Linked DNA regions of Homo sapiens: all the other regions are linked to region 2. A link is an interaction called in ENCODE POLR2A ChIA-PET data of the cell type or tissue named here. Cell type or tissue: PC-9. All regions are shown on one strand.

Region 1 (4,000 bases), 440 kb after region 2:
ACTCAGTCTGCTAGGAAAGATGCTAAGCCTTAAGCCCAAGGGTAGAAAACAGGGCAAGTATAATTTCGAGTAACAGGGTTGGCAAAGCTTGGTGCTCAGAGCAATTCCTTTTTCAGTGTTTCTTATTGGCCAACTTTCTTTCCCTCTGCCTCCCATCTTCCAACATGAATAGTAGTTGCTTTATGTCAAAGAAAAGGACAATTCATTTAACAATCATAATAAAAATAATTGGGGCAAGAACATAGATGTCATCCAATAGGTGACTGAATCCCAGAGTGTGTTTTAGACCACTGCTTCTCAAACTTTAATGTCATACAAATCATCCAGGGATCTTGTTAAAATGCAGATTCTTCTTTAGTAGGTTTGGGTAGGGCTTGGGATTCTACGTTTCCATATGTTCCCAGGTGATACCAATGCTGCTGGTCCTGCAACCACACTTTGAGTAGTAAGGCTCTAGACAGGCCAGCTACATAATTTGTGGGGCCCAGTGCTAAATGACAACGCAGAAATCCTTGTTCAAGAAACAAGAGAAAAGCTGTTTTTTGGGGGGTCTGTATTTGTCTGTGGACCTGTCATTGTGCTTTTTGTTGGGTATTTAATGTCATTCTCCCTCAGGAACTAGGGCAGATACTCTGCAGGGGAGTGTAGACACTTATAGGGACCTGGCAGTCTTACCTCACGGCAACCCTTCCTCACTATTACCTAGGATCCCATTGGGAATGGAAGATTGCAGTAGTTATGGGATGGGGATTAAGGGCTAGGTGGCAGAGGAACCTTCCCAGGTAGATGTCTTAAAGGCAAGACAGCACATGAGCAAGGCTTTAAGCCTTGAGCCTGTGTTCCACTGTGTTATCAGCTTTCACTCATAAAACACAAATTCAAAGATAAAATTTTATGAAACCCCATGTGTGGGCTCCTTCCTGAACCTAGGGCTCTGTGTAACTGCACTGGTCTCACGTCCATGAAGCCCTGGTTCTAGAGCTCTGCTTTCTTAAAGCTCTGCTTTCTGAAAAATAGCTGAATCCTTAATCCCCATGTTAATTTTCAAAAACTACTTTTGGATGGAATGGGCAAGATGGCCGAATAGGAACAGCTCCAGTCAGCAGCTGCCAGTGAGATCAACACAGAAGGCGGGTGATTTCTCCATTTCCAACTGAGGTACCAAGCTCATCTCATTGGGACTGGTTAGACAATGGGTGCAGCCCACAGAGGGTGAGCTGAAGCAGGGTGGGGCGTCGCCTAGCCAAGGGAAGCCATGAGGGACTGTGCCATGAGGAATGGTGCACTCTGGCCCAGATACTATGCTTTTCCCATGGTCTTTGCAACCCACAGACCAGGAGATTCCCTCGGGTGCCTATGCCACCAGGGCCCTGGGTTTCAAGCACAAAACTGGGTGGCCATTTGAGCAGACACTGAGCTAGCTGCAGGAGTTGTTTTTCATACTCCAGTGGCACCTGGAATGCCAGCGAGACAAAATCGTTCACTTCCCTGGAAAGGGGGCTGAAGCCAGGGAGCCAAGTGGTCTAGCTCAGCGGATCCCACCCCCACAGAGCCCAGAAAGCTAAGATCCACCAGCTTGAAATTTGCACTGCCAGCACAGCAGTCTGAAGTCAACCTGGGATGCTCAAGCTTGGTGGGGGGAGGGGCATCTGCCATTACTGAGGCTTGAGTAGGTGGTTTTCCCCTCATAGTGTAAACAAAGCTGCTGGGAAGTTTGAACTGGGCAGAGCCCACCGCAGCTTGGCAAAGCCTCTGTAGTCAGACTGTCTCTCTAGATTCCTCCTCTCTGGGCAGGGCATCACCGAAAAAAAGGCAGCAGCCCCAGTCAGGGGATTAAAGATAAAACCCCAATCTCCCTGGGACAGAGCCAATGGGGGAAGGGGAGGCTGTGGCACAGCTTCAGCAGACTTAAACGTCCCTGCCTGCTGGCTCTGAAGAGAGCAGTGGATCTCCTAACACAGTGTTCGAGCTCTGCTAAGGGACAGACTGCCTCCTTAAGTGGGTCCCTGACCCCCATGCCTCCTGACTGGGAGACACCTCCCAGCAGGGGTTGACAGACAAATACAGGAGAGTTTGGGCTGGCATCTGGTGGGTGCCCTTCTGGGATGAAGCTTCCAGAGGAAGGAACAGGCAGCAATTGCTGCTGTTCTGCAGCCTCCACTGGTGGTACTCAGGCAAACAGGGTCTGGAGTGGACCTCCAGCAAACTCCAGCAGACCTGCAGCAGAGGGGTCTGGCTGTTAGAAGGAAAACTAACAAACAGAAAGGAATAGCATCAACATCAACAAAAAGGACATCCACTCAGAAACCCCATCTGAAGGTCACCATCAAAGACCAAAGGTAGATAAATCCATGAAGATGAGGAAAAACCAGCACAAAAAGACTGAAAATTTCAAAAATCAGAATGCCTCTTCCCCTCCAAAGGATCACAACTCCTCACCAGCAAGGGAACAAAATTGGAGGGAGAATGAGCTTGACAAATTGACAGAAGTAGGCTTCAGAAGGTGGGTAATAACAAACTCCTCTGAGCTAAAAAAGCATGTTCTAACCCAATGCAAGGAAGCTAAGAATGTTGATAAAAGGTTAGACGAATTGCTAACTAGAATAACCAGTTTAGAGAAGAACATAAATGACCTGATGGAGTTGAAAAACACAGCACGAGAACTTTGTGAAACATACACAAGTATCAATAGCTGAACTGATCAAGTGGAAGAAAGGATATCAGAGACTATGAACTTAATGAAATAAAGCATGAAGACAAGATTAGAGAAAAAAGAATGAAAAGGAATGAATAAAGCCTCCAAGAAATATGGGACTATGTGAAGAAACCAAACCTATGTTTGATTGGTGTACCTGAAAGTGATGAGGAGTATGGAACCAAGTTGGAAAACACATTTCAGGATATTATCCAGGAGAACTTCCCCAACCTAGCAAGAGAGGCCAACTTTCAAATTCAGGAAATACAGAGAACACCACAAAGATACTCCTCGAGAAGAGCAACCCCGAGACACGCAATCGTCAGATTCACCAAGGTTGAAATGAAGGAAAAAAGGTTAAGGGCAGCCAGAGAGAAAGGTCAGGTTACCCACAAAGGGAAGCCCATCAGACTAACAGTGGATCTCTCAGCAGAAACCCTACAAGCCAGAAGAGAGAGAAAGGTCAGGTTACCCACAAAGGGAAGCCCATCAGACTAACAGTGGCTCTCTCAGCAGAAACCCTACAAGCCAGAAGAGAGTGGGGGCCAATATTCAACATTCTTAAATAAAAGAATTTTCAACCCAGAATGTCATATCCAGCTAAACTAAGCTTCATAAGCGAGGGAGAAATAAAATCCTTTACAGACAAACAAATGTTGAGCGATTTTATCGCCACCTGGCCTGCCTTACAAGAGCTCCTGAAGGAAGCACTAAACATGGAAAGGAACGACCAGTACCAGCCACTGCAAAAACATGCTAAATTGTAAAGACCATTTAAACTATGAAGAAACTGCATCAACTAATGAGCAAAATAAAGAGCTAGCATCATAATGACAGGATCAAATTCACACATAACAATATTAATCTTAAATGTCAATGGGCTAAATGCCCCAATTAAAAGACATGGACTAGCAAATTGGATAGAGAGTCAAGACTCATCAGTATGCTGTATTCAGGAGACCCATCTCACATGCAGAGACACACATAGGCTCAAAATAAAGGGATGGAATAATATTTACCAAGCAAATGGAAAGCAAAAAAAAGCAGGTGTTGCAATTTAGTCTCTGATAAAACAGACTTTAAACCAACAAAGATTAAAAGAGACAAAGAAGGACATGGCATAATGGTAAAGGGATCAATGCAACAAGAACAGCTAACTATCCTAAATGTATAAGCACCCAATACAGGAGCACCTAGATTCATAAAGCAAGCCCTCAGAGACCTACAAAGAGACTTAGACTCACACACAATAATAGTGAGAGACTTTATTAGACAGATCAATGAGACAGAAAATTAACAAGGATA
Region 2 (4,000 bases):
AAAGTCATAGATGTCGTTCAGTCATAGATGGTATCATTCTACCTACCTGGTAGCCCCCAGGAAAACAACTGTATTTAATTTCAAAGATAGTTATAAAAAGATGTATTTAGTGACAATTAACACAGGCCCTTTTCCATATACACTCACATTCATTAGTATGATACTTCTACAAGCTCAATATTGGTGCAGAGGAGGGCAAGAGCTTTGGAGCTGGATGACAATTTGCAAGGACTAGTGTATCAATGCTAAAAAAAAAACAGCTACAGGAGCCTGTCCTGATCCTAATCCTTTAAGCCAGGCTGGTGCAGGGCACCCAGCCCCCAGACCACCCTATCAGTGTGCCCTGGGCCTACCTACTCATCCAGGGAGCCACTTATGCCACCTGGGTTGGCAGGTGGCATAAGGCAGTTTCTCAGGACCTCTCCCACAGCTCCCACTTTTGTTGTTTCCAACCAGCTTTCATTTCAATCCCATTTCCACCAGCTCAGAAGTACTGGCTGTAAATCTAATTTAGATCGCTATCTCCATGGCATTTACACATACTCTTCCAATCATTCAGCCCTTGTGTTTCCCCTACAAATGCTGCCATGCTGCACCTTCTCGATTGTCAGCATCCTGGCTGCTTTAAATAAAAATGTATGTCCTTGTCCTAGCCCTAAAGCATGAAACACTCCAACACTATAAACTGAATTCATAGTATGGCAAACGGCCAGTTTGTTGAAGTCTAATAACCAAAAAGCCAATTCACGAAATAATATATTAACCCCCAAACCAACTCTCTTCCAATTACTTTTATTTACTAAAAACTAGATTTCTTGAACTATTGATAAAGTTTACTACAATTATTTTAGAAGTTGTGAAGATTTCGGGAATATTTGTTGGTTTAGACTGCTTATGAAATTTAGTTATTGGTTATCATGAATGTTTCTGAATATCAAATGTAGCCATTAAAAAGCTAACCTGTCCCAACAGGGGATTAAAAATATGGTCCTAACTATTAAAGTACCCATTTCTTTACAGGCCAAGAGACTGGGAGGATATATTTTTAAATGTTAACGGTGATGACATCTAGGTTGTGGGATTATAGATGATGTAGGAAATTACATCTGTGCTTTTGTATTTCTAAAAGGAAACTATATCACATCTATGATTAGAAAAATATTATAATAAATGTTAGGCAAAACATCATAATAAGACCCGCATGCTGACTTCAAAGAACTCACACTCAGGTGGAGGAGTAAGACACGTAAACATTGTGTAGATTTTTAAACAAATGTGGAAGAACTTTAAAACTTGTAAAGAATTCTAATTTGGGAAATTTACAGGAAATCCTTTTGGGGGAGGCATTTGCTGAAGCTGTGCTTTCTGTGAGGTTTTTGAAAGATCAATTTGCAGATGTTAGTCCCCACCCCTTTGTCCACAGGGAGGAGAGTTGGCTGGGCTAATTTGATTCTGATCTTTTGAAATATTATTTTTGATTACAGAAGAGACCCAGGAGGGCTTGGGGCACGAAGAACAAATAAGTTAAGGAACATCTCTGGAACTGAAAATGAGGTTCTGAGATTCCTCCAAAGTCTAGACTCCTCATTTCAAGCTTTATTTGGGAAAGAGAATAGTTTTACTTTAAATTAACCTAATAAAGTTGAGGGGGAGGAAAACAATAACTGCTTGGTTTACAAAAGCATTCCCACGAGTCTTGGTTTCAGATTCACAGACAAAATGAGGCCGGGTATGAATTAATTAGCTTTGTTTTGCATGGAACATGAGCCGTCAAGGGCCCTTCCCATGTGAGCACAGGTCAGCAAAGGTGCATGCTCTTGGGCCTAATCTCCATCCAGGTAAGCCCAGGGTGGGCTGATTACTCGTGCTTCCCTCACTCTTCTTCAGCATCTGCTCATCAGGATGCTCAGGCCAGCACACGTTTTCAAGCCAGTTATCAGAAACAAAGGAAAACATATCCCCCAAACTTCTCTCTCCCCACTGAGATTCAAACCAGTAAAACTGGTATTACAGTGAATGTGCTGACAGGGCACCAGTCAGCAAGACCGAATCAGAAAAGCTTAAAATTGAGAAGACAAAAGCAGTGCTGAGTTTAGCCAACCAGAGCAGGCATCTCTGTGCTGCTCTCTGGTGCTCCTGGACAATGCTTAAATACTCTTTAAGGGGGAATTCACTTTTACATATCAGGTATTGTGAGAATGATAGGGTAACCTATGACTCAGTTTGCCCCTGCCTGTCCGGTTTACACTTACTATCATGGCTTAATTATTAACACTGTTCCCTCTCACTTTCAAAAGTGTCCCAATTTGGACAATATATTTTACGACCACTTGATGATAATCATTTTCATAGCTAGTATTTAGTAAGAGCTGATCACATGCCAGGCAATCATGAGCTTGGTGCTATCAACACTATCATCATCATTATTATCATCACTAGGCCAAGATTACATGCCTCCTGAAGTGGCAAAGGAAGGGCTTAACACCTAACATTTGGATTCAGTCAGAGTGCTAAGCTACTTTTCCCTTACCTTTAAGCTACATTACCTCTGAGCTTTTGTTTTATAAACTTAATGAGAAAAAGATTCTTGTCCCTTTATGAATGCCCCAGGTCTTCCCACTGACTTCCTCCTTGGTTGTCAATCGAAGGGAAGAAACTGATTTTCAGGGGGTCTTGTTATATCTCAGATATTATGTTATGTGAAGCCCCGCTTGATAAATTATGAATTAGGCTCTGGGAGCTCAACTGATTCACCAAAGAGTACACTGACAGTAAGTTGCAGAGCGAAATTTCAAACCTAAGTTGTTCTGATTTCAATACCTGCCTTCTCATTATACTACCTTGCCTACTAAGCCACTTTCAATTTCTACAAGCCTGTGTAAATTTGAAAAGGTAGAGTAGCAGTTCTTCCCATATGCTGTCACTGTAAAACTGCCCACAGAGAGGATAAAAGTATCCTTCCTCACAAGTTGATAAATTGACTCCTATATCTAAAAAGTGTCTTTTTCCCAGCTCAGGCAGACCTGTAACATCTATCTGCAAATGGACACTCCACCAAAATACTCTTGGACCAAAAGGTCTAAGAAATGTATAGCAGTTAGACCCCATCTTTCCCTTGACATGGATCTATTGTTTATATGGCAGTTAAGGGTAACAATAATCTGAAAATAACTGATATGTATTCAATGAATAATGCATCTATCTAATGCTCTCAATAATAATCAAAAGCTAATATACATGTACTCACTTATTCAAATAAATATATATGGATTCTTTATCCACTTATTGGAACTTACTATGTGCCAGACACTCTTGTAGGCACTGCAGATTCAGTTGTGAACAAAGGAGGCAAAGCCCTGCCTCATGGAGCTTACCTATTCCTACATGATACAATAACAGATAATAATGATCTCATTGAAAGAAAGCACACATGGGATAAGAAATAGAGGGTGGCGGGAAAGGACTGGGTGCTAATTTAGGTAGGAATGTCAGGAAGTCAGAAGAAAATGTAAAAGTGTGGGCATGAGCCATGTAAAGACATCCAGAAAAGTGTTCCAGGCAGAGGGAAGAGCAAGAGTTCTTATATTCTGCCAGACCCTATGCTGAAAGCTTCGTACCAATTATCTCATTTAATCCTCACAAACCCCCTGAGGGTAAGTGTCATTATTTCTTCATTTTGCTGCTAAGCATTTGAACCTTGAAGTAACTTGCTTAGGAGCACACGATTTTCTAATGAGGGAGGCATGAGTTAAACTGAGCCTTCTGGCTCTGAGATAACATCCCCACCTCAACTACTAAACAGTTCCATGCTTTGGTCAGTCTGCAACAACCTCTTTGCCAGCACTTTTAACACAAGATTTAGAGAATGGCTGATTGCTGAGAAACAACATCTGCAAAGCCTGCATCACCAATGGATCCACAGGGATAGGGCATTTAAATGATTGGGTCCCCACGTTCACCAGATACGGCACTCTAGCAACTGCTGGGATCTCTTGCTGCT
Region 3 (4,000 bases), 1.9 Mb before region 2:
ACGGGCGTGAGCCACTGAGCCCAGCCTAAAATACTTTAATGATCACAACTAGCCCTGCTCCCTCTCTCCACTCATCAACATACTCAGCTTATGTGATTTTGTCTAGTATTTTCATTATCTTTTAACATCTTACAATTAGGCGTTATTATGCTTTTATATGGTCAGTATTTGTTTCATTTACTAACACGTTTAACTGTTTCTTTGCTCTCCCCAGTTCTTTTTACATCTGAGACCTCTCTTTTGGAATCATTTTCTTTCTTCCTAAAACAATATCCTTTAGAAACTCCTTTAGTTTCTCTAAGACTCTTCGGCTGGGTATACAGTTCTAGACAGTTTCTTTAAGCACAGAGATATTGTTTCATTGTCATCTATTTCCCTGACTGCTGGATAGGAGGTCAGATATCAGTCTGTCATTCCTTTACAGATAATCTGTCTTTATCCTCTGGCTGTTTTTAAGATAGTCTTCCTTTTGGTTTTTGTGTCCTAGAGCTTTACCATTTATTTGTCCTGCTTGAGATTCACTGTGCCTTCTGAATCTGAGAATTAGTAGATTTTTTGCTTTTTGTTAGGTCAAGAAATGTTTATTATCTCTTTGAATATTGCCTCTCCCCCATTCTCTATATTCTCTTAACTCCCATTTGCTTTGCATATAGGTCACTTAACCTGTCCTTATCTTCCATCTTTTTGTCTTTCTGTGATTTATTATGTGTAATTCCTTCAGATTTTTTTCCAGATCACGAATCATCTCTTCCGCTATTGCCTAATCTGTTTTACCCATCCATTAAATTTTCTGTTTTAATAATTAATTTTTCAATTCCTAGAAGTTTTAGCTTTTTAAATAGTCTGTCATTTATTTTTTTACTTTTAAAAATAGAGATGGGGTGCTACTATGTTACCCAGGCTGGTCTTGAAGCACCTCAGCCTCCCAAAGTGCTGGGATTGCAGGTGTGAGCCACCACACCCAGCCAAGTCTGTCATTTTGTATTTGTATTTTTTGTTCTTTATTTCTTAAAACACATTAAACCTATCAAAACATCTGTGAATTGTTCTGTTGGCTGTTGTTTATGGTGCCTGGTTTTCTTGTGTTTTGTGATTTTTATTGTGAACTTGTACTTACTAGGACTCTAGGAATTCTAAGAAACTTGGGGTAGGGGTTTGTTACCCCAGAAAAGGTTCATGTTTGGGTCTGCTAGGTGCCTAGGAGTTTACAAACTCAATATGCCTTTAAGTTGGTGTATTGGCTGGAGGTTTCTTAGACCTCCAGCTATATGAATTTATACCCAAACCTACTTTGAGGACCAGCCTCTGATGAACAGATTCTTAGGAGAGATGTTGTTTCCCCTTGACACAAAGCCAGTGTTCTTGACCTCTTCCTTTACAGGGCAGATTTGTTGTTGGTTGGTTGGTTAGTTTTGGTCTGTTTACTAAAGATATGTCTCTTCATGGGTTCTGGGCTTGTTCTCTCAGGGTATACTCTCCTTCACCTCTAAGTTTTATGAAACCAAAGGATTGGCTCCTATCTCTTGTGTGATACCTTTACATTCCAAGGGTCTGGGTTACTGCACAGATATTTAATAGATTTTGACTAACCATTAGCTTTAGTAACTACTTAATGTTCTGGATTTAGTAACCACTTTAGTGGTCTGGATTTTAATATTTTATCCTGTATTTTGAAGTGTTTTTAGTGAGAGTGTTTCAAAGATCCTAGCCCACCATATTTCTAGAGAGGGAATTCCTAGCATTCCTTTTTTATTTACACTATTTCCGTACTACAAAATTGACTTTTCTCAAACCATTTACTTATGCTTTAGTATTGTATCACATCAGGAAATCATCTTGATTTTCCAGGATGCTGTGGTATAACTGAAAGTGATTTTTTTTTTTTTTTTTGGAGACAGGGTCTCACTCCATCACTGAGGATGGAGTGTAGTGTCACAAGCTTGGATCACTGCAACCTCCTCCTCCCGAGTTCACGCAATTCTCTTCCCTCAGCCTCCTTAGTAGTTGGGAGTACAGGTGTGCACCACCACGCCCAGCTAATTTTTGTATTTTTAGTAGAGATGGGGTTTCACCATGTTGGCCAGGTTGGTCTCAAACTCCTGGCCTCATGTGATCCTCCTGTCTTAGCCTCCCAGAATGTTGGGATTACAGGCTTGAGCCACTGCACCCAGCCAGCAATTTTACATACTATCCTTCAGCCAAGGGTACTTGGTGTAGGGCAGGTGATTAGTTTCTTAAACCTTCCTAAGACAGCTAGTGGTTTACTGACTTTATAAGGATTAAGTGATGGTAAATCTTAGTGGATCACCAAGCATCTTAGAAAGTCTATAATAAAGTATTTTATAATTAATTCTTAAAATGGCTTTTGATTTAAGGGAGTTTTTTGTTTTTTTTTTGAGATGCAGTCTTGCTCTGTCACCAGGCTGGAGTGCAGTGGCGTGGTCTTGGCTCACTGCAACCTCTGCCTTCTGGGTTCAAGTGATTCTCCTGCCTCAGCCTCCCAAGTAGCTGGGATTACAGGCACGTGCCACCATGCCCAGCTAATTTTTCTATTTTTAGTAGAGATGGGGTTTCTCCATGTTGGCCAGGCTGCTCTTGAACTCCTGACCTTGTGATCCACCCACCTCAGCCTCCCAAAGTGCTGGGATTACAGGCATGAGCCACCGCGCCCGGCCCTAGGGGAGCTTTTTGAATGATAGGTTTATTATGTAGTATCTCTTAGGCTTTTGGGTGCGGTCTGTTTGAAAAGAGATCCTACTGCTAAAATAAACGGAAAGAACTGCTGTAGAACATGTTAGTTTATTATGAGTCTCTTAATAACTTCAGAGTTTTACTGATGGTTTATAAGAACTTAGTATTTCTACTTTGTTTTTATAGTAGTAGTCTAAAATTCTACTGGATTTCTTCCTCCTTCCCATCTTACCAACAACATATAGACGTCGAAAAAAGTTATTTTTTTCTCCTAGATGTGACTGCAAAATAATTGTACTTGCAAAAAATAAGAAGGTTTTTACTTATAAAACAAACTTTACATTTTAACAAAACTGTTTAAAAAACTTTCCGGAATGTTTTATAGTATTGCCTCACCTTTAATTCCATCTAAGCATATTCATTCCCATGAGTATATCTGTAAATTATAAGTATACTATTACCCTTTATTCCTTATATTATGAAACCAAGGGTCAAAGAGACTATAAAACTAGAACCCAGCTCTCCTGACTTACTGACCAGTAAACTCCCTAGACAAAACTATGCTTCCTTAGTGCGAATAAGTACAATTTTAATACTTATGTTTAGTAGGAGTCATAAGTTCCTAATATATATTGCAGTGTACTTAATTTACAAGTTCCTAATGTATATTACAATTTACTTAAAAATGAAAATGCTAGTGTCTGTTGGAGATGAGGATAGAAGTACGAAGATGGCACTATAACATGGTGGTGTGAACTCTGGAGTTAGACAGACTTTGGTTTGTATCTCATTTCTGCCACTTAACTGTGTGACCTTAGGCAAGTTACATAACCTCTTCAAGCCTGAGACTCCTTTTGTACAAAAGGGATGTACTGATAGTATCAGCCTCACAGTTAGCATTATGTGAGCATTACATGCATTTGTAAAGCACTTAGTCACAGTGCTTATATAAATGAAAGAGTGATTCTTGGATAGCTTCCAGCCTTGTTGGAATCACATAGCAGGGCAAACTTTTTCTCTAAAGGAGTAGACAATAAATATTTTAGGATTTGCCAGCCACTTCCTTATAGTTATTTCCATGTTAACATGTTCCATGTTAAGGACTTGACAGTTATACCATTTAGACTTGTTAATTTTTTTCTTAATGATAGTTTCTTAATTTTATGGTGAATCATCTAAACCAGTTTTGGAACTAAGTCCTGTTGGAGCTATATAATTTTAAACTAATTCAAGTTTCCATTATACTAGGAATACCTAGAACTAACATGATTGCTCTTGTCCTTCCCAATGGATGATGGTAATACTGATA

What was found. Peaks named below come from ENCODE experiments on the same cell type or tissue, not always from the same donor. Only the 100,000 strongest peaks of a DNase experiment are listed, where the experiment ranks them.
Region 1: POLR2A ChIA-PET joins it to region 2 with 5 read pairs; 2 of 35 experiments call an interaction of 5 or more read pairs at or near these places.
Region 3: POLR2A ChIA-PET joins it to region 2 with 8 read pairs; 1 of 35 experiments calls an interaction of 5 or more read pairs at or near these places.

The regions. Positions count from the first base shown.
Region 1 is chr3:131,266,755-131,270,754 of GRCh38, reverse strand. The region is part of intron 16 of NEK11 (NIMA related kinase 11); the gene reads right to left. Among named protein-coding and RNA genes, the nearest start is that of NUDT16-DT, 110 kb to the left of the region's middle. In PC-9, no CTCF peak of the experiment used is centred here; no DNase peak of the experiment used is centred here.
Region 2 is chr3:131,709,385-131,713,384 of GRCh38, reverse strand. All of the region lies in intron 3 of CPNE4 (copine 4), which reads left to right. Among named protein-coding and RNA genes, the nearest start is that of MRPL3, 210 kb to the right of the region's middle. In PC-9, no CTCF peak of the experiment used is centred here; no DNase peak of the experiment used is centred here; H3K27ac peaks cover 940 bases.
Region 3 is chr3:133,644,542-133,648,541 of GRCh38, reverse strand. The region is part of intron 10 of TOPBP1 (DNA topoisomerase II binding protein 1); the gene reads left to right. Among named protein-coding and RNA genes, the nearest start is that of TOPBP1, 15 kb to the left of the region's middle. In PC-9, no CTCF peak of the experiment used is centred here; a DNase peak (open chromatin) is centred at 3,591; H3K27ac peaks cover 1,051 bases.